2 separate regions of the Homo sapiens genome follow, and region 2 is linked to region 1. Evidence: read pairs that join two places in POLR2A ChIA-PET (ENCODE). Cell type or tissue: B cell. All regions are shown on one strand.

Region 1 (2,500 bases):
GCCCGGCCTAAACTATCTTAATATCTGAGCTGGGCGTGGTGGCTCATGCCTGTGATCCCAGCTACTTAAAAGTTTGAGGTGGGAGGATCGCTTGGGCCCAGGAGTTCAAGACCAGCCTGGGCAACATAGGGCAATCCCATCTCAAGGAAAAAAAAAAAAGAATCTGGATTAATGAGTATTACTGATAGAGTCTAAATTCTGCTTGTTAGCCCTGCATGCCCCAGTAAAAATGGAGAAGCCACCGAGTTAATATCCACAATAATGAGCACTCTCTGTCAATCTGTTAATAGCATTGTCCTTCTACCTTCTTTATGAACAACAACCCTACCTTTGCTTTCTCCCAGTGCAGCACTCAGTAAATGTTTTGGTTTCCTGCCTTTAATGTGCTCACTATTGTCAGGCTCAAAAGTGAAGAGGAGCTGAAATTTCCTAAATATGTGGTGACCTCACAGTCTGTTTTTCCTGGAGATCCAGTCTTAGGCATTGTTTTCACATGACTGTCATCACGAAGCCTTATTGCAAGTCGTAGGACTCCATATTCATCCTATCTGGGCACAATTTCAGTTTGAATTTTAAGTTACCTAGTATTTTCATTATGTCTTAGATAAAGTGGTTGGCAAACTACAGCCTGTGGGCCACATTCAGTCTGAGGCCTGTTTTTGCACATCCTCTGAGCCAAGAATGGTTTTTACTTTTTTTTTTTTTTGAGATGTAGTCTTGCTCTGTCACCATGCTGGAGTGCAGTGGCACGATCTCGGCTCACTGCAACCTCCATCTCCTGGGTTCAAGCGATTCTTCTGCCTCAGCCTCCTGAGTAGCTGGGACTACAGGCGCCTGCCACCACGCCCGGCTAATTTTTTGCATTTTTAGTAGAGACAGGGTTTCACCATGTTGGCCAGGCTGGTCTCAATCTCTTGACCTCGTGATCCACCCACCTTGGCCTCCCAATGTGCTGGGATTACAGGCGTGAGCCACCACGCCCAGCTGGTTTTTATATTTTTAAAGATTTGTTAAAAAAAAAAAAAAGAAGAAGAAGAAGAACTTAGACCATGTGAAGCCTGCAAAGCCTAAGACATTCACTATTTAGGCCTTTACAGAAAAAGTTTGCCGATCCTTATCTTAAACTAGAAGTTAAATGTTTTTTAACTGAAACCCAGTCAGGCCAAGCTCCAGTTTACAGAATAGGCAGAGGAGGAGCTGCTCTGCTGGTGAAATGGTGGCAGGGAGTGACCTCCCCGACAAATGTTCTTTCCCCGCAGCTGCTCCACACAGCCAAGGAGCCCTGGGCTCTTGGACACTAGTTTGCAAACTGCTGTTCTGGGCATTCTCAAAAAGAATGATTTATAATTATCCCCTTAAGCGTACTGGGTTGGTACTGACGTGCCTCATGCCTACAGTTTATTGGCATTTTCTCCTAAGCACAAAAAACAGTTCCTGTTTTCATACTATTTAACACACTTACTTTTTGGTGGGAGGAGATATAGCAAAAATTCTATTCAGGTCACGCATATGCCATTGAATAGCATACTCACAGACTGGAAAGAGGAAAGCTTTGCACTTGTCTAGTTTACTGTCTTCATCCCTTTATCCCTCATCCTGCTGTGATGTCACATTTGAAGGGACAGAGGCCCTAAGAAATTAAATGATGTGTTCAAGGTCACATAGGCAGGGCCCAGGTCTCTTGACCCTTACGACAGTTCCTTCTACAGTCTTCATTGTTTTCTGCTTAAATAATCATCCAGACATTGTTACCTAGAGTTTGAGTTCTTGGTATTTTACTCTGTCATCTTGTATTTCTCAGTATCTTGCAGGACTGAGAGGAGGTGGTGGTGAGGCAGTCTTCAGATGATACCTGCTGCTAAGAAGGACTGTGTAACTGTGTTTTGAAGGAAAATATTTATACATATTTGCTTATATATGCATGCATTAGTTTCCTATTGCAGTAACAAATTACTATGAATGTGGTGGCTTAAGACAGCACAAATTTATTATCTTATAATAATAAGATTTTGGTCAGAAGTCCAAATGTATGGGCAGGGCTGCATTCCTCCTGGAAGCAGGCTATACGGGAGGATCTGTTTCCTTGCCTTCTCCAGCTTCTAGAGGCTGTACCTCCCTTGACTTGTGGCTACATCACTCCAACCTCTGCTTCTGTTAATCTTTGACCTCTAACCCTCCTGCCTTCCCCTTATAAGGACCCTGAGATTACACTGGGCCCACTTGGATAATCCAGGATAATCTCTGCATCTCAGGATCCTTAACTTAATCACACCAGCAAAGTCCTTTTGCCATGTAAGGTGCCATATTCACACATTTTGGGAATCAGGATGTGAACATCTTTGGGGGCCATTATTCTGCCTACCACAATGCATAAAATACTTCAAAAAGGTTATGAGAGCAACTAGAAACCTTGGTTGCTCCTGAGGTGGGAAACCAGATGGCTAGAAATCAAGTATGGGAGGAAGATCTTTTTTTTTTTTTTTTTTTTTTTTTGAGACAG
Region 2 (2,500 bases), 440 kb before region 1:
TCTGCCTGCTGGGTTCAAGCAATTCTTCTGCCTCAGCCTCCTGAGTAGCTGGGATTACAGGTGCCCGTCACCATGCCCAGCTAATTTTTGTATTTTTAGTAGAGGCAGGGTTTCACCACGTTGGCCAGGCTAGTCTCCAGTTCCTGACCTCAGGAACAGGCACTCCAGCCTGGGCAACAAGAGGGAAAATCCGTCTAAAAAAAAAAAAAAAAGGCCGAATGCAGTAGCTCACACCTGTAATCCCAGCACTTTGGGAGGCCGAGACGGGCGTATCACGAGGTCAGGAGATTGAGACCATCCTGGCTAACACAGTGAAACCCCATCTCTACTAAAAATACAAAAAATTAGCTGGGCGTGGTGGCGGGCGCCTGTAGTCCCAGCTACTCAGGAGGCTGAGGCAGGAGAATGGCATGAACCCGGGAGGCAGAGCTTGCAGTGAGCCGAGACTGCACCACTGCACTCCAGCCTGGGCGACAGAGCAAGACTCTGTCTCAAAAAAAAAAAAATTTCCAGGGGACAAACTTTCATAAAGTTTTATACATGTTCACGGGAATGTATGCTATATTAAATTAGAAATAAGGCCCAGCGCAGTGGCTCATGCCTGTAATCCCAGCTCTTTGGGAGGCCGAGGTGAGTGGATCACCTGAGGTCAGGAGTTCGGGACCAGCCTGGCCAACATGGCAAAACCCCATCTCTACTAAAAATACAAAAATTAGCCAGGCATGGTGGTGCACACCTGTAGTCCCAGCTACTTTGGAGGCTGAGGCAGGAGAATTGCTTGAACCTGGGAGGCAGAGGTTGCAGTGAGCCGAGACTGTGCCAATGCACTTCCGCCTGGGTGATAGAGCAAGACTCCATCTGACAAAAAATAAATAAATAAATAAAAATAAACCCTCTGTATATCCAGAGGAAAGGAACATCCTTATTTCTGAAGACACACGGACACAGAGAAGATGCTGAACAAAGAGGCCTTGTGGCTGGGCTCGGTGGCTCTTGCCTGTAATTCCAGCCCTTTGGGAGGCCAAGGTGGATGGATCACTTGGGGTCAGGAGTTCAAGACCAGCCTGGCCAACATGGTGAAACCCTATCTCTACTAAAAAAAATATAAAAAATTAGCTGGGTGTGGTGGCACGTGCCTGTAATCCCAGCTACTCCGGAGGCTGAGGCAGGAGAATTGCTTGAACTTGGGAGACAGAGGTTGCAGCGAGCTGAGAGCACACCACTGCACTGTAGCCTGGGTGACAGAAGACTCCATCTAAAAAAAAAAAAGAAAAAAAGAAAAAAAACCCCAACAACAACAACTGAAAAAGAGGCCTTGCTAAATATCCCCCCCAGCATATTACCATTAGATCATACCCCCTTAGTCTATTCATTATGATCTATTTCTTTATCAAATCTAGTATATAACATACACAGGTTGGCTGGGCATGGTGACTCATGCCTGTAATCTCAACCCTTTGGGAGACCAAGGTGGGAGGATCACTTGAGCCCAGGAGTTTGAGATCAGCCCGGGCAACCTAGCAAGACCCCATCTCCATAAAAAGTTAAAAAATTAGCCAGGTCTGGTGGCCAATGCCTGTAGTCCCAGCTATTAGGGAGGCTAAGGCAGGAGGATTGCTTGAGCCCTGGAGGTCAAAGCTGCAGTGAGTTGAGTTTGTGCCACTGCACTCCAGCCTGTGTGGCAGAGTGAGACCCTGTCTCAAAAAACAACAATAACAACAAAACCAAAAAAAAAAAAGTACACAGGTTTACCCTTTTCTTTTCTTTTTTTTTGAGACGGAGTCTCACTCTGTCGCTCAGGTTGGAGTGCAGTGGCACAATCTCGGCTCGCTGCAAGCTCAACCTTCCCAGTTCACACCGTTCTCCTGCCTCAGCCTCCCGAGTAGCTGGGACCACAGGCGCCCACCATCACACCGGGCTAAGTTTTTGTATTTTTAGCAGAGACGGGGTTTCACCGTGTTAGCCAGGATGGTCTCAATTTCCTGACCTCGTGATCTGCCCGCCTCGGCCTCCCAAAGTGCTGGGATCACAGGCATGAGCCACCGCGCCCAGCTGTTGTTTTTCTAAAGATGGGGTTTTGCCATATCGCCCAGGCTCATCTCAAACTTCTGGCCTCAAGTGATCCTCCTGCCTCAGCCTTCCTAGTAGCTGGTATTATAGGCATGAGCCACAACACCCGGACTTATTTTTAATTTTTCAATACAAACACTGAAGACTAAATATTTCCCTCTAAGGACCGCTTAAACTGTACCCCACAAGTGTTTCCAATACTATTGCTTAGACCACAGTTGAGATTGCTGGTGTATATTGGTTTATGGCAAGTAAACTAAATTTGTTGGCACTTACTAATTATAGGTGACTATAATAATCACTTTAGGAAGTGAAGAACCTGCAGGAGATGCTGCTCACTTCCTTCCTTCTACCCATTAGGTAAAGTAAACCTATTGCATATTTTAGTTGTGACTCATTTCCTCAAAGTTGTACAAACCTAATAATGTTC

The links. ChIA-PET counts read pairs that join two places held together with the same protein. Peaks named below come from ENCODE experiments on the same cell type or tissue, not always from the same donor. Only the 100,000 strongest peaks of a DNase experiment are listed, where the experiment ranks them.
Region 2: POLR2A ChIA-PET joins it to region 1 with 13 read pairs; 5 of 35 experiments call an interaction of 5 or more read pairs at or near these places.

The regions. Positions count from the first base shown.
Region 1 is chr6:106,577,441-106,579,940 of GRCh38, reverse strand. The region is part of intron 8 of RTN4IP1 (reticulon 4 interacting protein 1); the gene reads left to right. Among named protein-coding and RNA genes, the nearest start is that of RTN4IP1, 51 kb to the left of the region's middle. In B cell, no CTCF peak of the experiment used is centred here; no DNase peak of the experiment used is centred here.
Region 2 is chr6:107,021,980-107,024,479 of GRCh38, reverse strand. No RefSeq gene overlaps it. Among named protein-coding and RNA genes, the nearest start is that of MTRES1, 5.0 kb to the left of the region's middle. In B cell, no CTCF peak of the experiment used is centred here; no DNase peak of the experiment used is centred here; H3K27ac peaks cover 73 bases.